4 separate regions of the Homo sapiens genome follow, and regions 2, 3 and 4 are each linked to region 1. Evidence: chromatin loops called from intact Hi-C (ENCODE). Cell type or tissue: dorsolateral prefrontal cortex. All regions are shown on one strand. Each heading gives the region's core, and the rest is flanking DNA. Links, peaks and the distances in the headings are about the cores only.

The links. Hi-C counts contacts between places; a loop is a spot of excess contacts. Peaks named below come from ENCODE experiments on the same cell type or tissue, not always from the same donor. Only the 100,000 strongest peaks of a DNase experiment are listed, where the experiment ranks them.
Region 2: a loop joins it to region 1, with 2.2 times the contacts of the local background. A loop is called at or near these places in 3 of 110 quality-filtered maps.
Region 3: a loop joins it to region 1, with 7 times the contacts of the local background. A loop is called at or near these places in 22 of 110 quality-filtered maps.
Region 4: a loop joins it to region 1, with 2.5 times the contacts of the local background. A loop is called at or near these places in 4 of 110 quality-filtered maps.

What each region holds. Positions count from the first base shown.
Region 1 is chr6:43,366,084-43,373,463 of GRCh38, forward strand. ZNF318 (zinc finger protein 318) reads right to left here and starts at 3,564. Exons shown (of 10, transcript NM_014345.3): 1 at 2,884-3,564. The coding sequence starts at 3,282. It overlaps LOC124901227 (atherin-like), which reads left to right and starts at 3,281. Exons shown (of 2, transcript XM_047419609.1): 1 at 3,281-3,304; 2 at 3,340-5,258. The coding sequence starts at 3,281. The coding sequence ends at 4,038. RefSeq lists silencers at 2,968-3,037, 3,048-3,237, 3,328-3,527, 3,718-3,817. In dorsolateral prefrontal cortex, for the core only: a CTCF peak has its summit at 3,678 (motif pointing right); DNase peaks (open chromatin) are centred at 2,725 and 3,628; H3K4me3 peaks cover 3,119 bases; H3K27ac peaks cover 2,185 bases.
Region 2 is chr6:43,226,610-43,233,989 of GRCh38, forward strand. It overlaps DNPH1 (2'-deoxynucleoside 5'-phosphate N-hydrolase 1), which reads right to left and starts at 2,872. Exons shown (of 4, transcript NM_006443.3): 1 at 2,652-2,872. The coding sequence starts at 2,847. RefSeq lists silencers at 2,481-2,670, 2,731-3,170 and an enhancer at 2,654-3,153. In dorsolateral prefrontal cortex, for the core only: CTCF peaks have their summits at 2,867 (motif pointing right) and 3,073; a DNase peak (open chromatin) is centred at 2,892; H3K4me3 peaks cover 1,504 bases; H3K27ac peaks cover 924 bases.
Region 3 is chr6:43,167,211-43,174,590 of GRCh38, forward strand. SRF (serum response factor) reads left to right here and starts at 4,059. Exons shown (of 7, transcript NM_003131.4): 1 at 4,059-4,959; 2 at 6,637-6,903. The coding sequence starts at 4,447. RefSeq lists enhancers at 3,263-3,992, 5,019-5,987, 5,278-5,487 and a silencer at 3,968-4,547. In dorsolateral prefrontal cortex, for the core only: CTCF peaks have their summits at 3,970 (motif pointing left) and 4,190; DNase peaks (open chromatin) are centred at 3,961, 4,791 and 5,161; H3K4me3 peaks cover 3,385 bases; H3K27ac peaks cover 3,394 bases.
Region 4 is chr6:42,910,731-42,917,812 of GRCh38, forward strand. It overlaps PTCRA (pre T cell antigen receptor alpha), which reads left to right and starts at 5,323. Exons shown (of 4, transcript NM_138296.3): 1 at 5,323-5,397. The coding sequence starts at 5,340. In dorsolateral prefrontal cortex, for the core only: no CTCF peak of the experiment used is centred there; no DNase peak of the experiment used is centred there; H3K27me3 peaks cover 1,003 bases.

The DNA of each region.
Region 1 (7,380 bases), core at 1,177-6,176:
AACATGGTACCATAAAAGGAGTTACTTCAGATAGGATGGTTAGAAAAGGTTTTTCTCAGGTGATAACCTGAGGCCTGAAGAATGAGGTGTCAGCTTTGCAAAGAACAGGTAGAAAGATGTTTCAGGCAAAGAAAAGAACCACCTCAGTATAGAGCTTGGTATACTTTAAGTAACAGAAAAGCGGCCGGTGTGGCTGCAGCAAAGTGACAGAAGAGGAAAAGATAGGCAGAAAGCACAGTTGGGAAATTTGGATTTTATTCTTAGTGCAATTAACAGTTATAGGAGGGTTTTACACAGGATAGTGACATCATCTGACTACATTTTTCCTCCAGATGCTTGCACAGCACACCCTCACCTCCTTCAGATCTTTATTCAAAAATCACCTTCCCAGGAGGCCTTCCCTGACTACTCTCAAAAATTTTAACTCCCCGGGCCAGGCATGGTAGCTTATGCCTGTAAGCCCAGCATTTTGGGAGGCTGAGGCAGGAGAATCACTTGAGGCCAGGAGTTTGAGACCAGCCTGGGCAACATAGTGAAATCCCTCCCCACACCAAAACATTTTTTTAAAATAAAATCAGCTGGGATGTTGGTACGCACCTGTAGTCCCAGCTACTCAGGATGCTGAGGTGAGAGGATCGCTTGAGCGTGGGAGTTTGAGACTGCAGTGAGCTATGATCACACCACTACACTCAAGCCCGGGTGACAGAGCAACACTATATTACATACACACACACGCACACAAACTGTAACTCCCTTCTCTGCTCTTAGTCCTTTTTTTTTTGTTTTGTTTGAGACTTGCTCTGTCGTCCCCAGCCTGGAGTGCAGTGGCACGATCTCGGCTCACTGCAAGCTCCGCCTCCCAGGTTCATGCCATTCTCCTGCCTCAGCCTCCCAAGTAGCTGGGACTACAGGTGCCCGCCACCAAGCCCGACTAATTATTGTATTTTTAGTAGAGACGGTGTTTCACCGTGTTAGCCAACATGGTCTCGATCTCCTGACCTCGTGATCCGCCTGCCTCGGCCTCCCAAAGTGCTGGGATTACAGGCGTGAGCCACCGCGCCCGGCCCTATTTTAGTACTTCTTAGTCCTTCTTAGTACTTAATTACATTTAACATACCATCGCATTTCTAACTTCAACTTATTATCCAACTCTCCCTGCTAGAATATTAACTCTATAAGGATAGGAGTTTTTTTCTGGTTTGTACTTTGTTGTATCCCCAGGGTAGTCCAGAACAGTCCTAATGCAAAGTAGATGCTCAATAAATACATGTCAAATGTATAAAATGAGGGCTTAAAAATCAATTTGATTTCTGTGTAACCTCCAGAACAAACTGGAGGGTAGCAAGGGCGGAGTGTAAAGGAGCCAAATGCAACAATCCATGCAAGAGGTAATAGGGCTTAGACCAGAGTGATGGCAGGAGGATGGCAGTTTTGGGGATGTATTCTAGAGGTAAAGCTAACGGGTTAGACAGATGAGGTAATCTGACAAATTAGATGTGGGAAGAAGGGAGATAATGGCTGTTTCTGATGTAAGCAACGGATGATGCTATTTACTCAGACAGAAAAGACTGGAGCAAATACATTGCGCACTGGAGAAGAAAAGGAGGTTGTGTAAACAAGCATTCTGTTCTTCCTTCCTCTGTAGTGACTGCCACCCACACTGGCACTGCTCAACTGGAAATCTTAACATAGTGACAAATCAATTTAACCATGACCAAAGTACTCACAGTACTTACATACATGTTAGAGAGCCACTCAAAAAAGCAGAACTTTGTTACTAAGTTTAAAAAAAGAGGCCGGGCATGATGGCAGGCGCCTATAATCCCAGCTACTTGGGAGGCTGAGGCGGGAGGATTGATTGAACCCCGGAGGCGGAGGTTACAGTGAGCTGAGATCATGCCATTGCACTCCAGCCTGGGGAACAGAGTGAGACTCTTTCTCAAATAATAATAATAATAAAAAGATTGATGAACTAAAAATAAAACAAATTCCCAAAAACCAGACTCTACCTAGAGGATCTCTTGGGGTGGTGGTTATGGTTAAAGGTCAACATTATTTCTAAAACTAAACTTAAACTCATGCTCCGTTCCTCTAGCAGTGAAACATAGAGGTTCAAATCATGGATTTGGGGAACCAGGCGGATCTGAGTTGAAGCACAGCTCCACCACTTAGCCGTGTCACCTCAGTCGAGTTACTTGAACCTCTCTGGGTTGGTTCCTCGGCTGTACAACAAGGAATAGTATTAACTGCCTCACTTCAAAGACTTGTGAGGGTTAAAATAATGTGCAAAGTGAAAGGCTAGGCATAATTCCTGACATAGAACTCGATAAGAGGTAGTGGCTATGGCAGTGACTGTGGTCCTGCACACTTCATTCCGAAGCAGCAGCTCCAATTCATTTAAGCTAACAGTTTACACTCTAGACGTAAAGCCTGGTAGGGTTCAAGCGTCCCTAACTCGCCACAAAAACGGACATTTCGGCTTTTTCCCCTAAGATCCAGGAAGGCAGCTCAGGTGTAAGGGGATGAAAAGTACGGAACCCCGAGGACACATCAACTCTACAAAAAGTACCAAGACACACGGTTTGGACGAAATGCCCCTCGCCTTGGCAAACTTTCCACACCTCACCCGGCATGAGAGAAACAGCCTATTCCTAAGGAACGGAGCGCGCACTCCCGACGAGACGCCCGTGCGCTCCCGAGTCCGTTATTGTGTCAACGCTCCCGGGTCTGACAGAAGCCTCCAGGCTCGGCATCCCCGAGGGAGTTGGCCGGAGGCTTCGCGCTTAGGACCCTGGTCTGGAGGCCCCGGGCGTTTCTGGAAACGGGAATTCCGGGGGAGGGGACTGGGGGATGGAGGGAGTCCTGGACGAGGGGTGGGATTACCCGGCTGCCGCTGTCGCCTGGATGGTCTCCGCGGCCGTCCCGGGCATAGTCGGCGCGGGACTCCCCCCGGCTGCTGCCTCTGAAGCCGGCCGGGCCCGGCGGGAAGAGTCGTCGGCCCCGCGGTGGCGACGGGGAGCCGCGACGGGCCCGAGGCGGGGACGGGGAGACGCGACGACCCCGTGGCGGGGACGGCGAGGCCCGGCGGCCGCGGTGCCCTGAGGGCGAGCGGGGTCGGCGAGCCGGGGTCCGCGACGAGGAGCCGGAGGGCGGAGGCGGCGGTGAGCTGCGGCGAGCCGGGCCTGAGGAGGAGCCAGAGCTGCGGCCGCTGCGCGGGCCGCCCCCGCCGTCGTCTTTAGGCCGGTGGGAAGAGACGGAGGAGCGAGCGCTGCTGCGGTACATGGTTCTTGCAGCGGCGGCCACGGCGACAGCTCTGACCCGGGGGCGCCCTAGACGCAGGCTCGGAGCGCGCCGCCGCAGCTGCAGCCGCCGCCACCTCGGCCGCTGCGCGCCGCCTCAGCCGCGGGAGCAGCCCCCTCCCCTCGGCCCCGCGTCGCCCCGGGGGCCCGGCCGAGCGCGCCCCCGCGGCTGGCGGTTGGAGGGCGCGAGCACGCGTCCGACACACCCCCCCCCGCCTCCGGGGTTCCCCGCTCCTCCACTCAGGGAGCGGCCGCAGGAACCAAGAAAAGTGGGGAGGAGCACAGACGCCGGCGCGAGGCTGGGCGAGGGGAGGGGAAGCGAAGCGCGCGCCCTGAGCTCTGCACGCCCCGCCTCCGAATCCTCAAGATGGCGGCCGCAGAGCCGCCCACTTCCCCCTCCCGCGGCCGCCACGTGACCCCTGTGGCCTCCGCGCGGGGTGGGCGGAGCGGAAGGAAGGGCTTCTCTGGAGAGGGATCTGGTTTTCCGGGGATGCTCCAGGCCTCTGGACTTAGGGGTTTGGAGACCGTGCGGAGGTGTCTTCGCTCTTTCGTGCCGCCCCTCAAGCCTCTTAATTTAGGGATGGACACGAAATGGTTGAAAACCATTCGTGATAATATAAACGGGCCTGTAAACGTTAGCTGTGTGGGAGGTTACGGACCCCGGCAGGAGCGCCCACCGAAATCCTGTCCCCAGCTGAAGCAACACGACCCGCATCAGTTTACTTTCCAGTTTGCCTAATTTCTAGAGGTTGAAATTGAGGATAGGAAAGTACGAGGTGGAGGTGGTGGGCCAGAATCAAACCCAAAATAGACGTTGTCAGGCCTCTGAGCCCAAGCTAAGCCATCATATCCCCTATGACCTGCACGTATACATCCAGATGGCCTGAGGCAACTGAAGAGCCACAAAAGAAGTGAAAATAGCCTTAACTGATGACATTCCACCATTGTGATTTGTTCCTGCCCCACCCTAACTGACAGGATATATTCTCCCCCTTGCCCTTAAGTAGGTGCTTTGTAATATTCTCCCCCGCCCTTAAGAATGTACTTTGTACACCTATCCCAAACCTATAAGAACTAATGATAATTCCACCACCCTCTGCTGACTCCTTTTTCGGACTCAACCCGCCTGCACCCAGGTAAGATAAACAGCCTTGTTGCTCACACGAAGCCTGTTTGGTGGACTCTCTTCACACGTTTTCGAGCTGTTTTCTGACTAAAGTACTTGTGGTCATGGTGGAGGTCCTTCATTACCAGGGGCCCACATCATGACCAACTGGAGGCGTGGCAAGTTTTTGTAAGAGATCCAGGCATGCCCCCTCCCCTGGCCTAAGTCCAGAATTTTCCTAGATGCCAATCTCAGGGCCCTGCATCCTAAATACAAAAGTGGGCCAGGCGCAAAGGGTCACGCCTATAATCCCACCATTTTGGGAGGCCGGGGCAGGAGGATTGCTTGAGCCTGAGAGTTCGAGACCAGCCTGGGCAACGTAGAAGGACCTCCATTTCTAAAAAAAAAAAAAAAAAATTTGCCGAGTGTGGTGGCACGTTCCTGTACCCCAGCTACTCGGGAGGTTGAGGCTGCGGTGAGCTGTGATCATGCCACTGCACTCCAGCCTGGGTGACAGAGTGAGACCCTCTCTCAAAAAATACATCCATATATATATATATCCATTTCCATACGTTCTTATAATGGCATATACTCAGTAAAAATGTATAAAATTTTTACTAGTTGACTACTTTTACCCAGCTTCACATTTTATATAATTTATATAAAATAAGAAACCAATAACATTTTAATGAAAAAAATAATAAAAATATGCCAGAGGTGTATGCCCTGTCTTTATTAGAGTATATATGGATTTTGGTTACCCATACTTTTGGTGGGACTTAATAAATGTGAAAAAAATGTAAATCAGTGTGTATAGATACTTGGAGTCAATAAATTTTAAATCATGTTTGTTATATTCTGTATCAACTTTTACTCCTCAACCCATTTCTAATACTGAATATTTTTATCAAAGGAGCTGGGGTGTTTCAAGACAGGGGGAGACACGGTGTATAATCAGAAAACTCTTCTGCTTCCCCTTCACACTTGCTCTATGCATAGTTCTGTATCCTGCATGAAATCTCTTGCAGATCCTTTCACTTTTCAAGTATTTTTCAGTCATGACAGTAGTCATATTGCAGTAGAAAATATATAGTACAGAACAAAACTTTAAACTTTATTCAGGCTAAAGGTTCTCCCCTACCCCTGCTTTTACCTGCTTCAGACTTGAAGCTTGCTATATTAAAAGTGGTATGGTAGGTTTCTCCACATCCCTGCCTTTGCTCCTCAAAGTTTGCTCCTCCTCTCCCACTGGCTAGCTGCTATTTCTGACCCCCTCCTCCCAGGAGGAGAAGGGATTGAAGGGAAAGAACACAGACTTTCCTGGTTAGTGCAGGATGCTGTTACCTTCCAAAATCGGTTCCCTATGGACAAGGAGGAATCACAAATGTTGGCTTTTCTCTCTTATGCACCTTTGTGGGCTTTTTTAGAACTCTCTTGCTGGCAGTGGTCCTCCTCTGGTTCACTGTCTATGACTCCCCTCCCCCAAGTCTTTGGCCTTCTGGAGGAGGTTTACCCCATGTAAAACTCACTCCCGTGGCAGGAGTCCCTTTCCTCTCTGGTTATCTCTCATGGGACGGATCCCTTTTATTTTGTTTTGTTTTTTTTTTTTTTTTTTTTTTTTTTTTTGAGACAGAGTCTCGCTCAGTCGCCCAGGCTGGAGTGCAGTGGCTCGATCTCCGCTCACTGCAAGCTTCGCTTCCTGGGCTCACGCCATTCTCCTGCCTCAGCCTCCCGAGTAGCTGGGACTATAGGCACCCGCCACCATGCCCAGCTAATTTTTTTGTATTTTTTTTAGTGGAGACGAGGTTTCACCGTGTAAGCCAGGATGGTCGCGATCTGCTGACCTCGTGATCCGCCCGCCTCGGCCTCCCAAAGTGCTGGGAAGGTGGCATGAGCCACCGCACGCGGCCTGGGAAGGATCTCTTTTAAATGACTCCAAGTTCGTTAGCTTGTGTGTCCACTTGGCTCACAGGATAACTCATGCATCTTTGCCCCAGTGGCGAAGGCAGTGCAGCTCACTCCCCATGGCTCCCACCTTATTCACCATCCCAGCACAGTTAGCCAGCATCTTGCTTTTGGACTTCCCCCAGGTAGGGGTTAAGACACTATCCCTGTGGATCTCCAAACTCCAGGAGACACAAGCCAAACATTCTAAGAGGTTCTAGTAGAAGGCTTTATCTCACTTGGCTCCCCTCTCCCGCCCCAGAGTGGCAGGAGAGGAAATACAGAGCCCACAGGTAACTGTCCGACACAATCTTCATTCTCTTATATAGACTGAGGGTGGATGATTAGTAATGCTGGCAGACTAGTTCATATTCTATCATCACCCTTTAAGATGGGGGAATGGGAGTACCTGGCATCTGTTGTATTGCCTTCTATTTTTGAGGCCTTTGCTGAAACTCCAGAGACAATAGGAAGAACCCAGTTAACGTACCGTCCCTGTTGTCTGTCATCAATTCAAGAAATTTTTATGAGACTTCTGATGAAGATGGTGAAATGTGTAAAGGCTTTCACACATACACACATACCACCCCATAGTAGACATACCGCAATGACATATAAAACCTTAAAAGAGAAAAGTAAGGAGACTAGGATGTATGCTATGGACTGAATTGTGTTTCCCCCACCACTACTCCAAATTCATTTGTTAAAGCCCTAACCCCCAATGTGATGCTATTTGGAGAAGAGTCCTTTGGGAGGTAATTAGGGTCAGATGAGGTCATGAGGGTAGGGCCCCCATGATGATAGTGTCTTTATAAAGAGAGGAAGAGACACCCATGCCCTCTCTCTGCTATGCAAGCACACAGTGAGAAGGCAGTGTCTACAAACCAGGAAGAGAGCACTCACCAGGAACTAAATTGGCTAGCACCTTGGTCTTGGACATTCCAGCCTCTAGAACTGTAAGAAATAAGCACGTGTTGTTGAAGCCACCCAGCCTTACGGTATTTTGTTACAGCAGCTCAAAACAGCTAATAC
Region 2 (7,380 bases), core at 746-5,745, 140 kb before region 1:
GCCGAATGAGGAACATCAGCAGCACTAACTGTGGATGACATTGATTAGGGAAAGGTGCATGGGCACTTAGCCAAAAGTAGGAGAGGCATCCTAGGCCCAGAAGGTAGGGATCTCGGGTCTTAGCTTGATTAAATGTTATCTTCCAGGACAGTGAGGCTCAGCCCACCGCATCAGGGTAGGACCACTGGGGAGCTTGTTAGAAGTACAGATTCCAGGGCCAGGCGCGGTGGCTCATGCCTGTAATCCCAGCACTTTGGGAGGCTGGGGCGGGTGGATCACTTGAGGTCAGGAGTTCAAAACCAGCCTGGCCAACATGGTGAAACCCCATCTTTACTAAAAATACAAAAATTAGCTGGGTGTGGTGGTGCACACCTGTAATCCCAGCAACTTGGGAGGCTGAAGCAGGAGAATCACTTGAACCCAGGAGGCGGAAGTTGCAGTGAGCTGAGATCGCACCACTGCACTCCAGCCTGGGCAACAGAGCAAAACTCCATCTTAAAAAAAACAAGAAAAAGTACAGATTCGGGCCAGGCGCGGTGGCTCACGCCTGTAATCCCAGCACTTTGGGAGGCCAAGGCGGTAGGATCACGAGGTCAGGAGTTTGAGACCAGTCTGGCCAACATGGTGGAACCCCATCTCCACTAAAAATTAAAAAATTAGCCAGGCGTGGTAGCAGGCGCCTGTAATCCCAGCTACTCGGGAGGCTGAGGCAGGAAAATTGCTTGAACCTGGGAGGAGGAGGTTGCAATGAGCGGAGATCACTCCACTGCACTCCACCCTGGGCGACAGAGCAAGACTCTGTCTTGGGGGAAAAAAAAAAGTACATATTCGAAGGCTTTATCCCAGATGATCAGAACCTGCATTTTTAACAGGCTCCCTCAGATGACACTAAAGACCTGGAGAGCCACCAGGCAGTCTGGATATACCATGAACTAATGAGCTGTAAGCTTCAGGGTCCTCCACTTGCACAGGCCCTTTCCAAACCATCAGCAACTTTGTATTGTGATTTTTGTCTTTTTAAAGAGGTCTCCCAGAATTGCATGAGGTCCCACAAATTGTGGGTCTGCTCTTGGGTAGGATAAGTGGAAACCACTTAAGGTTTTCTGAGCAGAAGCACAAGCATTCAAGATACAATTTTCAAACTGGAAGGATCTGCAAGATTCCAGACCAGCACATCAAATATGCTTTAGAGAAATCCAGCCAGACTCAGCGGCTCATGTCTGTAATCCCAACACTTTGGGAGGCTGAGGCAGGCAGATCACTTGGGCTCAGGAGTTCAAGACCAGCCTGGCCAACATGGCAAAATCCCGTCCCTATAAAAAATACAAAACTTAACCAGGTATGGCGGCACACACCTGTAGTCCCAGCTACTTGGGAGGCTGAGGTGGGAGGATTGCTCAAGCCCGGGAGGCAGAGGTTAGCAGTGAGCTGAGATTTTGCCACTGCACTCCAGCATGGGTAATAGAACAAGACTGTTTCCAAATAAATAACTAAATAAATAGAAAGAGAAAGAAAAACCCAGCAGCCAGGAGCAGAACACAATAATGGCCTGAAAGAGAATATGAGGCCAGCATGGGGGCTCACATCTATAGTCCCAGCACTTCGGGAGGCCTGAGGCGGGAGGATCACTTGAGGCTAGGAGGTCGGGACCAGACTGGGCAACATAGTGAGACTCCCAATCTCTACAGAAAAATTTTGAGCCAGGCATGGTGTCGTGCCCCTGCAGTCCTTGCTAATAGGAGGCTGAGGCTGGAGGATCATGAGTTTAGGAAGCCGAGGCTGCAGTGAGCTATGATCGCACCACTGCACTCCAGCCTGGGCGACAGAGAGGCCCTTGTATCAACAAAACAAAAATGTGAGAGAGGGTAATAGTGAGAACTGGGGTCAGCCAGGTCTAAAAGAGTGCTGATGTCTTCACAGAAAAAGGGGAGGCAGGCCCTGGGCGGTGGCTCCTGTCTGTAATCCCAGCACTTTGGGAGGCCGAGGCGGGCAGATCACCTGAGGTCAGGAGTTCGAAACCAGCCTGACCAATATGGTGAAACACCGTCTCTACTAAAAATACAAAAAGTAGCCGGGTGTGGTGACGCGTGCCTGTAGTCCCAGCTACTCGGGAGGCTGAGGCAAGAGAATCACTTGAACCCGGGAGGTCGAGGTTGCAGTGAGCCGAGATCACGCAACTGCACTCCAGCCTGGGCGACAGAGTGAGATTCCGTTTCAAAAACAAAACAAAACAAAACAAAAAAAGTTGGTGGGGAGGCAGGAGGATACCTTTCGTGTTGGGTGGTGGAAAAGATTCCAGCGGGTGAGGTGGGAACTGAGCCCAAGCAAAGCAGCCCAATCTACCTTCTTTCTGTTGCACCCTACAAACGCTCTGAAAGCAGCTGAAGACAGAGTTCTCCAAGAAGGAACCAAAGGTCAAGATAATGCTGAGTCTGCCTTACACCCGCAGGCTTGCTGGGACCCACGCAGCCCGAGCCCCGGCCCGTTTCCTTCTCGGGCTGGGGCGCTGGATGGAGCACCGGGGTAGGAGGGCGGGCTCCGGGCGCCGGGAGCGCAGCTGCCGGGGGTCGGGGGGGCGGACAGGCCGGGTCCCTGCCACCCCAGCCAGGTCCGCGCCCGCGTCCCCGCGTCCCGCGGCCCCAGGGCCTCACCGCGCGCGCCCAGCTCGGCGGCCGCCACGTGCTCGGTGAGCACTGTCCCGAATCGCCGCAGCCGAGACACGATCCGCTCGTACAGCGTCCTGTCCTCGCGTCCGCCGCGAATGCTCCCGCAGAAGTACAGGGCCGGGCGGCCAGGCTCCCCGCGCTCCCAGCTCTCGCTGCGCCCCGGCACCATGGCAGCAGCCATTCCCCAGCCGCCCGCGCTCTCCGGCGCCAGGGGGCGCCAGCCCGCGGCCACGTGACCCCGCCCGGCCCAGCGCAGAGCCCGGCTGCTGAGTCCACACCTGTGGAATGGGGACGACGAACTGGGAGGATCCAGCCGGGACCCTTTCGGGAACACACCCTTCCTGGACTTGACGTTCGGATGCCTAACACGCACCTTAACTTGACCTTGTCCAGGCAGAACTCGAGGGCTTCCCCACCTCACCCGCTTCTGCTCCCCTCCTCCCCGCCGTCTTCCCCAGCTGCATCCTCCCAGCTGCTCAGGCCCAAGACCCTCGGAGTCATCTGGATCGTTCCCTTTCTCTCAAACTCTGCGTCCCATCCATTGACAACTCGTGTGGATTCGTCCTTCCAAATCTGAAATCTCACGACCGCCTACAGGGCCACCACCCTGGTCTAAGCCTCCTCTGGGCTCTCCACAGCCTCCTAACAGGTGTCCACATGTCGTGAGCTGCTCAAGGTCAGACAGAACCAGGTCCACCCACCTTTGTGTCTGTCCACAAGATCAGGTTTTTACTGATGCTATTTCAATCACAAAAGCTAGGCGTCACACGGAGTTCCCAAGAAGTCAGTTCTCCTTAGGACCACCTGTTCACTCGGTAGTCAGAGCCGCGGGCATGCAAGCTGGAGCCACTCCACAAGTCAGACTGTATTGCAAACCATCCATAGTATTATATGTAAGGATATAAATGTTACAGGTTAAAATTTCACATCAAACACAAGAACATTTAACATCAAGAGAAAAGGGGTTAACGAACCAGTCCAAGGAGAGTGCTGTGGACAGAGTCCCGGCCTGATGGGGATAGTCATCAAGAGCTTGCAAGGAAGAGTCCTTGATTTGGGCAGAGCCTTCAGAGGCAGACACCAGGTGCTGGGCACGAGTGATAGCAAGACTCGGTCTGTTAAGGTGGCCGTGTCTAGCTGCTGAAGTCCTGATCATTTTATGGTCCTTGAGTCCTCTGATGAGGACTTATAGTAAAGGGTGATGCCCTTATCTGGTTGGGTGTTGTCTCCATTGGTTAGGCGAACATCTGGACCCTGTTGGCTTGATGCCTTTTGAAATGTAAGATGAAGTTTTTTAAAACTTTATTTATTTATTTATTTATTATTTTTGGTGACAAGGTCCCTGTCGCCCACACTGGAGTGCAGAGGCACGATCATTGCTCACTGCAGCCTCAAACTCGTGCCTCAAGTTTGAGGGTTCAAGGAATCCTCCCACCTCAGCTTCCTGAGTAGCTAGGACTACAGGCACGTGCCACCATGCTGAGCTAATAAAAAAAAAATTGGCTGGGCTCGGTGGCTCATGTCTGTAATCCCAGCACTTTGGGAGGCCGAGGTGGGCAGATCACGAGGTCAGGAGATCGAGACCATCCTGGCTAACGCGGTGAAACCCCGTCTCTACTAAAAATACAAAAAGTTAGCCAGGCGTGGTGGCACACTCCTGTAGTCCCAGCTACTCCAGAGGCTGAGGCTGGAGAATCGCTTGAACCCGGGAGGCAGAGGTTGCAGTGAGCCAAGATCACGCCACTGCACTCCAGCCTAGGCAACAGAGTGAAACTCCATCTCAAAAAAAAAAAAATTGTAGAGACGAGGTCTCACTATGTTTCCACGGCTGGTCTCAAAACTCCTAGACCCAAGCAATCCCCCTACCTCAGCCTCCCAAAGCGCTGGGATTACAGGCATAAGCGAATGTGCCCAGTGATGGAGTCTTTCTAAGATGGAATTACTTATGTCAAGGGTTCTCTATACACCTCCCCTGGCCCTTCCCTGCTACAGTTTGCTCTCCACTCAGCAGCTTGAGTGATCTAGGTCATGACCCTCCTCTGCTCAAAACCCTCCAGTGGTTCCCATCTCACTTGGGGTAAAAACTGAAAACCTCACAGTAGCTCACAAGGCTCCAGATGATCCTGTCACCCTCTTACTTCCCTAACTCCAGCTTCTATTACTTTCATTCACTTCTCTGCCACCTCACTGGCTTCCTGGCTGTTCCTTAAGCATGTCAGCCATGCCCTTGCCTCAGAGTCTTTGCATTTGCTGTTCCCTCTGCCCGGAACACTGTTCTCCCAGGTAGCTTCCTGGCTCACTCCTCATTTCCTTCAAGTCTTTGTTCACACTTCACCTTCCCTGATCACCCTATTCAATATGGCAGCCCTCCATCCCCCAGTACTCTCTATCACCCTTCCCTACCTTGCCTTTTCTCCTTCTCATACACCATATAACTTATTAATTTTGTTGCATGTTTTTCTATACCTAGTAGAAGGTCGTTCACTGCTGTATTCCTGCTTTCTTTCTTTTCTTTCTTTCCTTCTTTCTCTTTCTTTCTTCTTTCTTTCTTTTTCTTTCTTTCCTTCCTTCCTCCCTCCCGTCCTTCCTTTCCTTCCTTCCTTCCTCCTTCTTTCTTCTTTCTTTCTTTCTTTTTCTTTCTTTCTCCTTCTTTCTTCCTTCTTTCCCCTTCCTTCCTTCCTCTCTCTCTCTTCTTTCTTTCCCTTCCTCCCTCCCTTCCTTCCTCCCTTTCTTTCTTTCTCTTTTTTTCTCTTTCTTTCTTTTCTTTCTTAAGAGATGGTGTCTTGCTCTGTCACCCAGGCTGGAGTGCAGTGTCATGGTCACAGCTCACTGCAGCCTCAAACTCTTAGGATCAAGCAATCCTCCCTCATCATCCTCCTGAATAGCTGGGACTACAGGCGAGTGCCACCATGCCTGGCTAATTTTTTATAGAAATGGGGTCTCACTATGTTGCCCAGGCTTATCTTAAACTCCTGGGCTCAAGCAATCCTCCCACCTCAGCCTCCCAAAGTACTGGGATTACAGGTGTGAGCCACTGTGCCTAGCCTATCCCTGGTTTCTAGAACTATGCCTGGCACATAAGAAACATTTATTAAATATTTGTTGAATGAATGAGTGGTTTAAATGAGAGGATGTATTTCACAGCACTTCACAGTCTGCTCAGCCCTGTAGTAAGTAGGCTGATAGAGGCGGTATCTTCAGGGAGACAGGCAAGCACTCATTGTTCACCAATACTGATTTCATCCTCATTTTATTATGACAATCACAAATATATGACAAAACCTTCAAATGGAACAAGAGAGTATGCAGTGGAAAGAAAGTCCTGAGACCCCAGCCCCACTCCCCAGAGGAAAGCTCCATCAGTGTTTTCTTCCGTATTCTTCCTGAAAGATAAAATACTGAAGTATGCGAGTGCAGAGAAGATGCAACAATATGTATATTTTTAATGCTAAGATACAAAAGGGAGATAGAGATTTCAGAGTATTTCTGCCCACTGCTCTGCTGGGCCCAGCTAGGTATACACGGACCATGGGGCAAACATGAAGACACAGCTGCACACCTGTCCCTCCACCTCCGGGTGCCCTCTCTCACACACACACAAACATGCATACACAGATTAGGAAGGAGGCCTCATGTGCCAGCAGACTTGACAGGCAATCTCCCCAACACTCCTTATCCTCGCTCACACCTTCCCTCCATTCCCCCCCAAAGACAAGGAACACACATTCACAGACACACACACACACACCATCTTGTTCCTCAGTATCTTTTTATTTATTTATTTATTTTTTTGAGAGAGGGTTTCCCTCTTGTTGCCCAGGCTGGAGTACAATGGTGAGATCTCGGCTCACAGCAACCTCCGCCTCCTGGGTTCAAGCAATTCTCCTGCCTCAGCTGCCCGAGTAGCTGGGATTACGGGGCATGTGTCATCACGCCCGGCTTATTTTGTATTTTTAGTAGAGATGGGGTTTCACCATGTTGATCAGGCTGGTCTTGAACTCCCGACCTCCGGTGATCTGCCAGCCTCGGCCTCCTAAAGTGGCCTCTGTATCTTATAAGTAAATAAATCAATACATAAACCAGCCAGCCCCCATCTCTTTGGGGGCCACACCTCTGCTCTGGCTGGGATCTCCTTTCTACCTCAGGCTGAAGGGATATTTTGAATAGAAGAGTAAAAGTGTAGAAGGGACATTTTGTGTTTCTCCAGTTGGGAAACAAGGCATTGAGACTGGTTCTAATCCACTGTCAGTTGGGTGAGGACTCAGAGCAAGCCATGACTTGCAGCTCAGACCTTCTGGCTCAATGCAGAGAGGCCCGAGTTGGAGGAACAGGGTACTAAGTGATGGGATGGAGGAATGAGGGCAGTGGGGAGCCTAGCGAGGCAGCTTGACAGGGAAAATATCTCACCAGGTGACAGGAGGCCAGTCTTCTTTTTCTTTCTTTCTTTTTTTTTTTTTTGTGAGACAGAGTCTTGCTCTGTCGCCCCAGCTGGATGCAGTAGTGTGATCTCGGCTCACTGCAACCTCCACCTCCCAGGTTCAAGCGATTCTCCTGTCTCAGCCTCCCAAGTGGCTGGGACTACAGGTGCCCGCCGCCACGCCCAGCTAATTTTTGTATTTTTAGTAGAGATGTGGTTTCACCCAAAGTGCTGGGATTACAGGCATAAGCCACTGTGCCCGGCCCCAGGAGGCCAATCTTGATTCCATTACTATCT
Region 3 (7,380 bases), core at 1,294-6,293, 200 kb before region 1:
GGCTGGTCTTGAACTCCTGACCTCAGGTGATCCACCCTCCTAGGCCTCCCAAAGTGCTAGGATTACAGGCATGACCCACCTTGCCTGCCTGTGTTTTTTTTTTTTAAGAGATGGGGTCTCATTGTGTTGTCCAGGCTGGTGTCAAAACTCCCGGACTCAAATTATCCTCCCACCTTGACCTCAAAAAGTGCTGGGATTTTAGGTGTGAATCACTGCACCCAGCCATGACAGTAATTTTTAAAAGCAATCCTTAATTTTTGTTTGTTATTAGTTAGGTGATAAAAATCAGAAGAAAGAAAGAAAGGTCAGGGTGGAATCTGTGTGGTGTGAGGGATCTGGCTGAAATTCCCATGCACTTACAGAGGCCCTTCATGGTCTGGGGTGGACATGAGCTCCCATCTGTTGCAAGGTGCTACTCTGATCAGGCCTTTTCGGAGGAACATTTCAACTTCACATTTCAGAGCAGCCAGGCAGGAGCTTACCTAGGCTCAGTAGGCTGCGTGGAGTCTATGGTAAAGTGGAGAGCCTCTTCTATGGCCACCATCAGCTCCAGGTTATAATGCTTTTGTGGGTACCTAGGCCCAGTGTTACCAAAAATTCTGATTTTTTTGAGAGAGGTCAGATATTCAGATTTTTTTTTTTTTTTGAAAAGGAGTCTCACTCCGTAGCTCAGGCCGGAGTACAGTGGCCCCATTTAGGCTCACTGCAACCTCTGCCTCCCAGGTTCAAGTGATTCTCCTGCCTCAGCCTCTCGTGTAGCTGGGATTACAGATGTGTGCCACTATGCCCGGCTACTTTTTTATTTTTTTAGTAGAGATGGCGTTTCACCATGTTGGCCAGGCTGGTCTTGAACTCCTGACCTCAAGTGATCCATCCACCTTAGCTTCCCAAAGTGCTGGGATTACAGACATGAGCCACCACGCCCGGCCAGACATTCAGATTTTTATGTAAACTCTTATGATTTTTAAATGTTATAAGGTCCAAATAAAACACCTCTATGAGACAGTTTTTGATTTTGACTTTATCCCTAGCAATACTTTTGGCTCTGGAACCTGCAGTAATCCAATAGTGTGGGTAGAGGTCTCCTCCTGACTCCCTGTGGTGACAAAGGACATGAAGATGGGCCATCCCAAGCAGACAGAGAAGCTGTGACACTAACACTGGTGTGCAATGACCCAGGAGTTGGGAGAAGTTGAAGAGAGGGCAGCCTATTTGAAGGGAAGCTAAGGACTGCGTTCTTCCCAGACACCCTCCCCTATAGATGTGACAGAGAGCAGTTGTCCCTGCTGAGGGATGTCACCCCTGCATGTGTCTAAACTAGGGGGCGCAAATGAAAGGGTCTTTAGAGGGCAGGTGGGAATGAAATCCCAGAGCTTTGGCTGTAATATTATGGTGCTCAGACAAAACATGACCCCAGGCATCATTTGTGGTCCCTAAAACCCTTCTGGAACCTATTTATCTGTTTGACCTGTTCTTCCTCTTGGGCTAACACGTTCCATATGTTTAAGTACCTGTTGTAAAGAGTAAATTAGTGGAGGGAGGGGAGACCTCTTTAAAACTATTGGGGGCTGGGTGCAGTGGCTCAGGCCTTTAATCCCAGCACTTTGGGAGGCCGAGGTGAGAGAATCGCTTGAGCCCAGAAGTTTGAGACCAGCCTGGGCAACATAGGGAGACCTTATCTCTATATGACAAAAAATACACACTATATTTTATTCACTATACACACAAAATACACACTATATTTTACTGATCACTTGCACATATTTTATTTCAGTATTTTTCAAGCTTTTGGATTGTGACTCACAGTAAGAAATGCAGTTAATATTGTCATCCATTACACACATACACTGAATTATGAGAAATTGACAATATCCCACCTTCTTGACCTATAAAATGGCAATTTTGTAGGGTTCAACCTATATATAATGCAAACAAACATTTTATGCAACAATATTTGCCCTTGCTTTTTGTGATACCCATTAATTTATTCTTTTAAATGTTGATTGTAGTATACTGAATTGATATCACTACCACTACCAGTAATGACTAGGTTACAATCAACTGCTTTATTTAATCTCCATAATTTTTCGGGCAGGAATAATCACTGCCTCCCATCCCCTTAAACATGCCAAGATGCTTTATCCCTAGGATGAGGTGACTTACTCCAGGTAACTCCTATTGCCTAACCACTGACCAATTACTCTGCCCTTTAGTCTTTATGTCATTAAATCTGCATTAAGAATTTCATGGAATAGGCCCGGCATGGTGGCTCATGCCTGTAATCCCAGCACCTTGGGAGACCGAGGTGGGAGGATCACTTGAGGTCAGCAGTTCGAGACCAGCCTGGACAACATGGCGAAACCCCATCTCTACTAAAAACACAAAATAACTAGCCAGGTGTGGTGGTGGGCACCTGTAATCCCAGCTATTTGGGAAGCTGAGGCAGCAGGAGAATCGCTTGAACTGGGGAGGCAGAGGTTGCAGTGAGTCGAGATCGTGCCAGTGCACTCCAGCCTGGGCGACAGAGCGAGACTCTGTCTCAAAAAAAAAAAAAAAAAAAACTCAGGGAATGGATAGCAGCATTGATGAATATTGCGTCTGGAGAGATCAGATCACTTGTCACTTGTTTCCAGGCACAGGGCTTACCAAGAGGCAGATTCCAGATTTAAATAATTCTGTAACAGCAAAGTCCAAGCTATTTTCACTGCTTTGGAGAAAAGACCCAGACCCAGAGCTTGAACCTCACTTTGCAGCACCCCAGTTCTAATCTTTTAAGTTTTTTTTTTTTTTTTTTTTTTTTTCTGCTGGGCACGGTGGTTCATGCCTATAATCCCAGCACTTTGGGAAGCCGAGGGGGAAGGATCGCTTGAGGCCAGGAGTTCGAAACCAGTCTGGGCAACATGGCAAAACCCCATCTCTACAAAAAATACAAAAATTAGGCCAGAGTGGTGGCGCGCACCTGTAGTTCCAGCTACGTGAGAGGCGGAGGTGGGAGAATCGCTTGAACCCGGGAGGCAGAGGTTGCAATGAGCTCAGATCCCGCCACTGCACTCCAGGTTGGGCGACAGAGCGATACCCTGTGTGAAACTTTTTTTTTTTTCTCCAACGGGCTTTCCAGAGAAGTGTGTGTATGTGCGTGTGTGTGCGCGAGCGTGCTTGCTTGGGCTTAAACTTTCTGTCGGGCCACACTTTCCCAAGTCTTTGCACTGGCTGTAGGGTGGGCTTTATCCTCGGGACGTCCTCCTCCCCAAGTCCAGCCTGCAGCTGGAAGTCTTCACTGATCTCCATCTCTCCTCCCTGATCTCCGTCTCTCCTCCCTGCCCGCCTCAGGACTGGGAGGCCGATCTCTCTCTCTCGCCCTCCCCTCCACCAGCCTTTTCCAGATGTATGTCTGCCAAAGACCCCCCAGTGCAGAGGATGATGAATGAAGATCCTCGAGCCAGCCCGGTGGGAAAGTTTCGTCGCCTACAAAAGCGAGGGAAAGGGAAGGGAAGTTGGGGGTAGGGGAAAAGTTAGAGCTGAGAGGCTGGGGCGCGACGAGTCTGGACACCGGGCGGGGACCCAAGCTCTCTCCGCTCAGCCAATAACTGTGCCTCCCTTAGGAAGGCGTGAGGAAATGCTCCAATCAATCCCTGCACTCCTCCCTTGGAATTTGGGCTGTATTTTTTTATTTACTGCAAACCCCACAATCCACCCAGGGGTTTCCCCAGTGTTTGCCTCCAGCGGTCCCGGTGCCCATTTACTAGTGCTGCTCCCTCTCTTCCGCAAGACTGCGCTCCAGTCCCAGCCTCCTTCTCCGCGGGTGCCTCCCAAACCGTTCTATCATTCTCGGGTTCAGGGAGGCGGAATCGTGCCTGCTCTCCGGTTCCTTTAAGAGGCGTCGGCTCCACCCCTCTCAGAGTCGCGGTCTGACGCGAGATGACAGCAACGAGTTCGGTATGTCTATGCAAATAAGCGCCCTCTTGTGGGCCAATGGGGAGCGGAGGTGCCGGAACCACGGACCAATGGGGCGGGGGCGCTGGGGCTCACCATATAAGGAGCGGCCTCGCCATAAAAGGAAACATTGTATCTCTTTATATGGGGGGAAGGGTCGGGGGATCCCTCCGCCGCCAGCGCGTGGTCCCGGCCCCCTCCACCCGCCGTCTCGGCCGCGGCCAGCAGCCCCTGCCCCCCGGGGGACGCTGACGGCCGCCCGGCGCGCCGCCCTAGCAGACGGACAGGGGGCGCTGCGCGCGGCCTGGGGCAACCCGGGCCACAGGGGCAGGAAAGTGAGGGCCCAGGTCGGCCCGGGCGTGCAGGGGCCCCGGGTTCGCAGCGGCGGCCGCGGCAGCGATAGCGGCACTAGCAGCAGCGGGAGTGCCGGGTTGAGCCGGGAAGCCGATGGCGGCGGCTGCGGCGGCTCCGATTCCTCGCTGACTGCCCGTCCGCCCTCCTGCATCGAGCGCCATGTTACCGACCCAAGCTGGGGCCGCGGCGGCTCTGGGCCGGGGCTCGGCCCTGGGGGGCAGCCTGAACCGGACCCCGACGGGGCGGCCGGGCGGCGGCGGCGGGACACGCGGGGCTAACGGGGGCCGGGTCCCCGGGAATGGCGCGGGGCTCGGGCCCGGCCGCCTGGAGCGGGAGGCTGCGGCAGCGGCGGCAACCACCCCGGCGCCCACCGCGGGGGCCCTCTACAGCGGCAGCGAGGGCGACTCGGAGTCGGGCGAGGAGGAGGAGCTGGGCGCCGAGCGGCGCGGCCTGAAGCGGAGCCTGAGCGAGATGGAGATCGGTATGGTGGTCGGTGGGCCCGAGGCGTCGGCAGCGGCCACCGGGGGCTACGGGCCGGTGAGCGGCGCGGTGAGCGGGGCCAAGCCGGGTAAGAAGACCCGGGGCCGCGTGAAGATCAAGATGGAGTTCATCGACAACAAGCTGCGGCGCTACACGACCTTCAGCAAGAGGAAGACGGGCATCATGAAGAAGGTACCAAGCCGGGGGGCTGGCCGGCCCCGGGGCCCGGTTGGGGTGGGGATGTGCAAAGGGAGCCCGGGAGGACCGCAGAGCCGAGGCGGAGGTGAGAGGCTGCGAGTCCGCAGGAGGTGTGTGGGAGGGGATGGCTCCTGCCCGGGGAGGGCCGAAGGGGAGGGGCCGCCGGGGAAATGTGGGGAGAGGGGAGATCCCGCGAACGCTCGCAACCGTGGGGAAAGGCGCAGAGGTGGGAGTGACCGGCGCCAGAGAGGAAGAGGGCCCTTGCTGAGTGAAGGGGTGAGGAGCGGTGATGGGAGGCTACGAGGCTGCCGGGGAGGTGGATAATGAGAACCCGGGATCAGTAGGTCCAGTGCACTCCGGTGTTCGGACGAGGGCGCCGGAAAAGCAGGGAGCAAACGAGAAGGTATGGAGGTGAGGAGGCTGGAGCTGCATGACAACAATGAGCGAACATGTGTGGGAGGAAGTGGGCACCACGAGAGTAGTGCTGGTTGGAAGGACAGGCAGGGTTAGGGACCAGGTAAGGGAGCGGGGCAGGAGAACTGGTGCTGCCCTGAGCAGCAGGAACCTAGTCCTGCGCCGGCCGTGAGTCTTCCATGGCATCCACTGGGAACCACATGCTCCTGGCAGGACCCGCTGCAGAATCTCCTGCCGTTAGGACAAGTGGGGTTTCCAGCCCTAGGGAGAATCTATGCTTGGATGGGGTTTGGGGGAAGTCAGGGAGGCTTGCAGAGGTACCTAGGAATTCCTCTTCTGCCAGCCAGTGAAAAGTGTTGAGGAAAGGAGTCATTTTGGGGTGTAGACGATAAGGGAAGAGATGAAAGCAGAGGAACTGGGAGACAAGGAGCTGGATCCTTGGGAACACTGGCTGGTGTTTATTTCTGTCCCATGTAGAAACCAGAGCTGCTTCCAAGGTGGTTTGCAGAACTTTGTTGGGAGAGTATGGCATCTATGGGGCCATCCTTGAAGGTCCCCTTCCTGGGCTCATGGCAGGATGTTTAGTGCTAATCTAGGTCTCGTCTCCCATCACTCCAGACACTGTTGTATCAGTGTCCCTTGTCACTTGATCATCAGTGGAGAAGATTGTGGGGGGAGGTAATTAAGGAAAACTCTCTTCTCTCCTTCCATAACCTTCTTCCCAAGACAAAGGAGTAAGGGCAGTAAAGTATTACAGGGCAAAAGGAGAAACTAGGCTGTGGCAACAAGTTGGAGCCTGTGCAGTTTCTGGAAAGAAACATGGGACAGTTGGAGCTTAAATGGTCCATTATCACTAATGTCTTGTACAAATTCCAGTGTGATAGGTAGGGATCCATCCTGGTCCCTGTGACAGTGAGAAGGGGTGAGGCTCTGGGACATTCCAGGCACTAAGCTGTGTTGGGGAGCAGCTAGCTGGGTCCTTCGTATCCCCTGAAGTTATATGTTCCATCACTGGGGGCTGTTACTGTTTGCTTGGGGTATCTTCAGGTCAATGGGGCTGCTCCTCAAAGGAGGAGCATGGGTAGTTTTGCTGCTTCCAGAGATCCTGATAGGACACCCTGCCCTCAGAGTCATTAGAGACGAAGGTCATTATGGGAATGGGGGAATGACATCACTGTATAATTCTTTTTCCAACTTCTCAAGGAAGGTAGAGATAAAAAGTTTGCTGACCTGCCCATCTCCCTCCTCACCCCTCAGGCCTATGAGCTGTCCACGCTGACAGGGACACAGGTGCTGTTGCTGGTGGCCAGTGAGACAGGCCATGTGTATACCTTTGCCACCCGAAAACTGCAGCCCATGATCACCAGTGAGACCGGCAAGGCACTGATTCAGACCTGCCTCAACTCGCCAGACTCTCCACCCCGTTCAGACCCCACAACAGACCAGAGAATGAGTGCCACTGGCTTTGAAGAGACAGATCTCACCTACCAGGTGTCGGAGTCTGACAGCAGTGGGGAGACCAAGGTGTGTTTGGGTTGCCTATGTGAGAGGAGGGAAGGGAGTGGGGTCCCTCTCCCTTTCTGGCCCAGGACAGGTGGATAGGTGCCCACCGATGTGGAGTGGAGCCGGATTAACGACCCTCGTCCTAGGGGACAGGTGTCCATCCTCACTTTCCTGATAGAAGACCGCCCCCCTAGATAAGCGGGCGGCCTCCGTGCCCATATAAGGCCGGCTTGGGCTCCACGCCGGCCTCCCGCCCGCAGCCCGCCTGCCTGGCAGGGCCTTTGCATTCCTCCCGCCAGCTGTCTCCCCGCTAGGGGCGGGGGTGTAGTTTAGCCCGGCCCTCCGGGCTGGGTCGCCAGGGAGTAGAAAGGGAGCACTCCGGTCCCGGGGTCCTGGGAATCCAGCACTCTTGGCAGGCGGGCTGGTTGACTGGGCCGGGGACTACCTTACAAGCCAGCCGCTGCCCTTTCAGGGTGTTGGGGGCCTGGGCAGTTAGGG
Region 4 (7,082 bases), core at 2,083-7,082, 450 kb before region 1:
TTTTTTTTTTGAGACAGAGTTTCGCTCTTGTTGCCCAGGCTGGAGTGCAATGCGTGATCTCGGCTCACTGCAACCTCCACCTCCTGGGTTCAAGCGATTCTCCTGCCTCAGCCTCCCAAGTAGCTGGGACTACTGGCGCGTGCCACCACACTCGGCTAATTTTGTATTTTTAGTAGAGACGGGGTTTCTCCATGTTGGCCAGGCTGGTCTCGAACTCCTAACCTCAGGTGATCCGCCCGCCTTGGCCTCCCAAAGTGCTGGGATTACAGGCGTAAGCCACCACGCCCGGCCTACTTTTTCTTAATTTTATTTTTCACATCCTACGTGGCTCGTCTCAGCTTTCCATGGGCCCTCGGTTTTCCACCGGTACATAAGAAAAAATGGAGGGGAGGTATCAATTAGCGTGAGCACCTGCCATGCCCCAGGCACGCAGATGGGCGCCCCTATTTCATTTCTCTGCCCCGGCAGCCTTGTGAATGAGCTTTGGAAGAGACAGCCCTGTAAACACATCCCTCTGCTGAACTGCCGCCTCCAGCTGGCTCCACCACTGGCCTGCTAGGGTATCTTCGCCGTTTCAACTTAGTTTTTCTGGGCCCGTTTCCTTAGCCGGTAACACCTGGTGGGATGGTTGTGAGGATTAAATTAGATATCTGGGAACGAGTCCTGGCCAGCGAATGATAGGTTCGCCCAAGTCCAGTTAAAAGGCCGTCCGCCCAGGGCAAGGCGTCTTCAGGGCCAGCAAGACTATGGGGTCCGAGGGAGACTCGGGGATCTCAGCAAGAGGAGACCAATGTGAGGAGCAGGCAAGGAACGCTTCCAGGCTGCGGTGGCCAGGGACGCCTGAGCCCCGCGGGAGCCGGAGCGGACAGGCGGAAGGGTCAGCTACTGCAGATAGAGGCGGCTGGCTCGGGGGCGGGGGTGGAGGGGGTCTTCCTCCTTCCGGTTCTTGGGAAGATCCTGCAATCTGAAAGAGGCAGGAGAGCTCTTTCCCCATCTGTAATGTGGTAACCGAGCCCGAGCCAGCTCCTCCCTGGGCTGGAGGGTGGGAGAGTCGTTAGGGACACCTGCCCCGCTCCCTCCCCCTCCCGGGGGGGAACCCACCGCGACGGCGCGCACCTGGGCGCGGGCTGTGCCTGGGAACGCGCGGGGACCGCGGCCTCCAGGCAGCCCTGGGAAAGCAAGGGCCGGGAGCGCAGCCCTGGAGGCAGAGTGTTCCCTCAGGACCGTCAGGAGAGCGCCATCCACAGGATTATTAAAATAGCCATCCAGACGGAAATCGAGTGAGGCTGGCACCAGACTAAAGAAGTTTCAAGGCCAGGCGCGGTGCCTCACGCCTGTAATCCCAGCACTTTGGGAGGCCGAGGCGGGCGGATCACCTGAGGTCGGGGGTTCAAGACCAGCCTGACCAACATGGAGAAACCCCATCTCTACTAAAAATACGAAATTAGCTGGGCATGGTGGCGGTGACTGTAATCCCAGCTACTTGGGAGGCTGAGGCAGGAGAATCTCTTGAACCCGGGAGGCGGAGGTTGTGGTGAGCCAAGATCGTGCCATTGCACTCTAGCCTGGGCAACAAGAGCGAAACTCCGTCTCAAAAAAAAAAAAAAAAAAAAAAGAAAGAAAGAAGGAAAGTCTCAAAGAGATATCTGTGTTCATAATGGATATCATTATGAACTCCTGGCCTCAAGCAGTCCTCCCTCCTCGGCCTCCCAAAGTGCTGGGATTACAGGCATCATCAAGTAAACTCTTTAAATGATATTTGGTGCTTCAGCCTCTTCCTTTGAGGTCAATACCACTTTAGCTATCATTAAGTCATGTTCGTGATAGCTAAAATGTGGAAGCAGCCCAGTGTCCACCCACAGATTAATGGATAAGCAGAATGTGCTCTATACATACAATGAGATATTATTCAGCTTTAAAAAGGAAGAAAATTCTGACACGTGGTTCAACATGGATGAAACTTGACATGTGCTAAATGAAATGAACCGGTCACAAAAAACAAATACTGTATGATTCTACTTGAATGAGGTAGTCAAATTCATTTATAGAAAGTAGAATGTTGGTGGCCAGGCACGGTGGCTCACGCCTGTAATCCCAGCACTTTGGGAGACCGAGGTGGGCAGATCACTTGAGGTCAGAGTTTGAGACCAGCCTGGCCAACATGGTGAAACCCTGTCTCTACTAAAAATACAAAAATTAGCCGGGCATGGTGGCAGTTGCCTATAATCCCTGCTACTTGGGAGGCTGAGGCACAAGAATCACTTGAACCTGGGAGGTGGAGGTTGCAGTGAGCCGAGATCACACCACTGCACTCCAGCCTGGGCGACAGAGTGAGACTCCATCTCAAAAAAAAAAAAAAAAAGAAAGAAAGAAAGAGTAGAATGGGAATGGTGGTTGCCACGGTACAGAGTTTCATTTTTGCAAGATAAATTCTAGAGATGGATGATGGTGATGGTTGCACAGCAGTATGAATGGCCACTGAAATGTATGCTTACAAATGGTTAGGATGGCCAGGTATGGAAGCATGCCCCTGTAGTCCCAGCTACTCTGTAGTCTGAGGCCATGAGTTTGACAATCACATCTGTGAATAGACACTGCACTCCAGTCCAGGTAAAATAACAGGATCTTGTCTCTTTTTTTTTTTTCTTTTTGAGCCAGAGTCTCGCTCTTTCACCCCGGCTGGAGTGCAATGGCACCATCTCGGCTCACTGCAACCTCTGCCTCACGGGTTCAAGTGATTCTCCTGCCTCAGCCTCCTGAGTAGCTGGGATTACAGGCACGCACCACCATGCCTGGCTAATTTTTGTATTTTTTAGTACAGACGGGGTTTCACCATGTTAGTCAGGCTGATCTTGAACCCCTGACCTCGTGATCCACCCCCCGCCCCTCGGCCTCCCAAAGTGCTGGGATTACAGGCGTGAACCACCGCGCCCAGCTAGAAAAAAATAATTTTTTAATAGTTGAACAACAAACCACAAAAAAATTACAGAGGCCTTTAGACAATAATTTTAAGGAAATAAATGTAAATTTGGGGGACTGGGTGTGGTGGCTCAAGTCTGATCCCAGCACATTGGGAGGTCAAGGCAGGCAGATCATTTGAGCTCAGGAGTTCTAGACCAACCTGGGCAACATGGTAAAATCCCATCTCTACAAAAATACAAAAAATTAGCCAGGTGGTGGCGCACGCCTGTGGTCTTAGCTACTGGAGAGGTTAATTTGGGGGTGAGGCAGGAGGATCGCTTGAGCCAGGGAGGTGGAGGTTGCAGTGAGCCTTGACTGTACCACTGCACTCCAGTCTGGGTGACAGAGCAAGACCCTGTCTCAAAAACAAAAAAAGTAGCCGGGCGCGGTGGCTCACCCTTGTAATCCCAGCACTTTAGGAGGCCAAGGTGGGCGGATTGAGAGGTCAAGAGATCGAGACCATCCTGGCCAACATGGTGAAACCCCATCTCTACTAAAAATACAAAAATCAGCTGGGCATGGTAGCGCACGCCTGTAGTCCCAGCTACTCTGGAGGCTGAGGCAGGAGAATCGCTTGAACCCGGGAGGCAGAAGTCTCAGTGAGCCGAGATCACACCACTGCACTACAGCTTGGTGACGGAGAGAGATTCCATCTCCAAAAAAAAAAAAAAAAGCAAATTTGGAAAAGCTTTTATGAACAAAGATGGCCATTGTCCCAAACTGGAAACCCAAATGTCTAACAATAAAGGAATGGCTGCTGTAACAGAATGTCTGATTAAAAACAAAAGGACGCCAGGCACAGTGGCTCATGCCTGTAATGCCAGAACTTTGAAGGGTGGATCACTTGAGCTCAAGAGTTCGAGACCAGACTGGCAATATGATGAAACCCAGTCTCTGCAAAAAACACAAAAATTTAGCTGGGTGTGGTGGCATGTGCCTGTGGTCCCAGCTGCTTGGGAAGGTGAGGCAGGAGGATCGCTTGGGACTGGGAGGCAGATGTTGCATTGAGGTGAGATCATGCCACTGCACTCCAGCCTGAGTGATAAAGCCAGACTGTCTCCAAAAAATCCAAAAGGCTGAGGTGGGAGGATTGCTTGAGCCCAGGATTTCAAGAGTGTAGTGAGCTGTGATCGCATCACTGCACTCCAGCCTGGGTGACAGAGTAAAAGCCTGTCTCTTAAAAAAAAAAAAAAAGTTAAAATGGTATAATAAATGCCAGGCATGTGGCTCACACCAGTACTCCCAGCACTTCGGGAAGCCAGAGCAGGAGGATCGCTTGAGCCCAGGAGTACGAAACCAACATAGGCAACAAAGCAAGACTCCATCTCTACAAAAAATCAAAATAAAAATAAATTAGCTGGGTGTGGTAGCGCATGCCTGTGGTCTTAGCTACTCAGGAGGCTGACGAAGGAGGATCACTTGAGCCCAGGAGTTCAAGACTGCAGTGAGCTATGATTGTACTGCCGCATTCTAGCCTGGGCAACAAAGAAAGAACCCCATCTCTAAAAAAAAAAATTAAATAAATAAAAGGAGGGCTGTAACAACATGGCAAAAAGTTTACTGGGCATCTTTTTTTATTTTTTTTTTTTGAGATGGCGTCTCGCTCTGTCGCCCAGGTTGGAGTGCAGTGGCACAATCTTGGCTCACTGCAAGCTCCACCTCCCGGGTTCACACCATTCTCCTGCCTCAGCCTCCTGAATAGCTGGGACTACAGGTGCCCGTCACCACACCCAGCTAATTTTTTTGTATTTTTAGTAGAGACGGGGTTTCACCGTGTTAGCCAGGATGGTCTTGATCTCCTGACCTTGTGATCCGCTCGTCTCAGCCTCCCAAAGTGCTGGGATTACAGGCGTGAGCCACTGCGCCTGGCCCTGGGTATCTTTTTGCCTATAATAAAGCCAGCCATCTAAAAACAGTTCAAGCCCTGGCTCTGGTACCTGTCAGCTGTGTGGCCCTGGGCGGGTCCCTCACTCTCTGTGAGCCTCAGTTGCCTCACCTGTGAAATGTAACTCAGTGGTTGAGTGGATCAAGTGAAGGGCTGTATGTCAAGCCCCTGTCAAGCCACCTGGTGCTCCGTGTCCTGTGGATGGTAGCTGCCCTGAAGCGGGACTTTGCAGACTGAAGTGCTGTCTCTTCAGAGGGAGTGCAGGTGTCCGGCTCCTGGTGTGGGAGAGGCACCCTGTGCTCCCTGGCCCGTGAGACAAGATTGGGTTTGGGGGCCAGGGCAGGAGTAGGGGCCCGTCACCAGGGGAAACGGCTCGTGGTAGAGCAGCTGAGGTGCAGCTGGGCCTGTGGCCTAGAAGGCAGTCTTGTGGGTGCCTCCTCCCCCAGCCGCAACTCAGGTCTGCAGCTGGGTCCTGCCTCCTTCCGAGTGGGCCATGGCCGGTACATGGCTGCTACTTCTCCTGGCCCTTGGGTGTCCAGCCCTACCCACAGGTGAGCCCCCTCTTTGCCTTCCTCTCTGTCCCTCCTCAGTCTGCCGAAGCCCATCCCCTCACTCTGGACCTCCCTGGGTACTGATGGGCTGCAGGGAGGCAGGACAAGAGATATTTAGGGACCTCTGGGGAGGGTCCCTCTGGGGAGGGGACCTCTGGGGAGGGGACCCTATATAGAGGGTCCCCACTATACTCTTCCCATTGTACTCTTCCTCCCAGCCACCTTGCTCTGGGGCTCCTATGTCCTCCTGCCCTGGAGCCCACAGTGTTGATAGGGAGGCTGCCCCTCTTAGAGGTATAGAGAAATGAGAACAAACTGGATGGACATCCATAGAAGGTGGGGTTAGGGTAGCCAGTGTGTGTGATGTGATATGCAATGATGTCATATGGGTAACAGTGTGAGGTCCTGTCCTGTCCTTCTTGCCCTCAGGATGCCTGCCCTAGTTCAATAGGACTCAGGGTGTCTCAAGTTCACTCACAGCTCACGCTTATCAGTGGGCTCAGGATAGGACCCAAGGCCTCTTCCCAGGGTATTTACCCCCAGCCCTCCCATGATCAAGGCTGGAGCCAAAGGACTCATGTTTTGAGGGGAAAATTCCAGCTTCATCTAGAAGCATGTGCATGTGTGCATGTACGTGGTGGGGGAAGGTCCATGACTTTTGAGTCAGGGGGGTCTCCTTGATCTAGAGCTGGCCCCAAGTATCTCACAGGCACTCCTTCATTAGGGAGATAAACCACACCTATGTGGAACACAGGGAGCCCATGGCAGGAGGCCTGAGCTCGGGAAGGAAGTAACCAGGGTAAGCAGGGACAATCCTGGGATGCTTCATGGAAGAAGTGGAAGCTGAACTCAACTTGGGGAATGTCTCTATCTATATAACTGAAAAGGCTCTGGAGGTTGAGTCCTGGAGCTCGTGCCCAGCCTTCTCTACTACCTTTGTTTGCAATGCCTTATTAATATTAATATCAACAATTGCACTAATACTTATCTGCCAGGGCATTTTACACTTATGGCCTTTACTCTTCACAACAATTTTGCTGGGCTGGTATTATTAACAGCATTATATTATTATTATTATTATTATTATTATTATTATTATTATTATTTATTTTTGAGACAGAGTCTCGCACTGTCGCCCGGGCTGGAGTACAATGGTGTGATCTTGGCTCACTACAACCTCCACCTCCCGGGTTCACTTGATTCTCCTGCCTCAGCCTCCCAAGTAGCTGGGATTACAGGCACCTGCCACCACGCCCAGCTAATTTTTTGTATTTTTAGTACAGACGGAGTTTCACTGTGTTGGCCAGGCTGGTCTTGAACTCCTGACCTCATGATCCGCCCGCCTCAGCCTCCCAAAGTGCTGGGATTACAGACGTGAGCCACCTCACCCAGCCCGTTATATTATTATTATTATTATTATTATTATTATTATTATTATTATTAGACAGAGTTTGCTCTGTTGCCCAGATTGGAGTGCAATGGCACAATCTCAACTCACTGCATCCTCTGCCTCCCAGGTTCAAGCGGTTCTCCTGCCTCAGCTTCCCAAGTAGCTGGGATTACAGCCGCCCACCATCATGCCCGGCTAATTTTTGTATTTTTAGTGGAAACAGGGGTTCACCACGTTGGCCAGGCTGGTCCCGAACTCCTGACTTCAAGTGATTCACCTGACTCAGCCTCCCAAA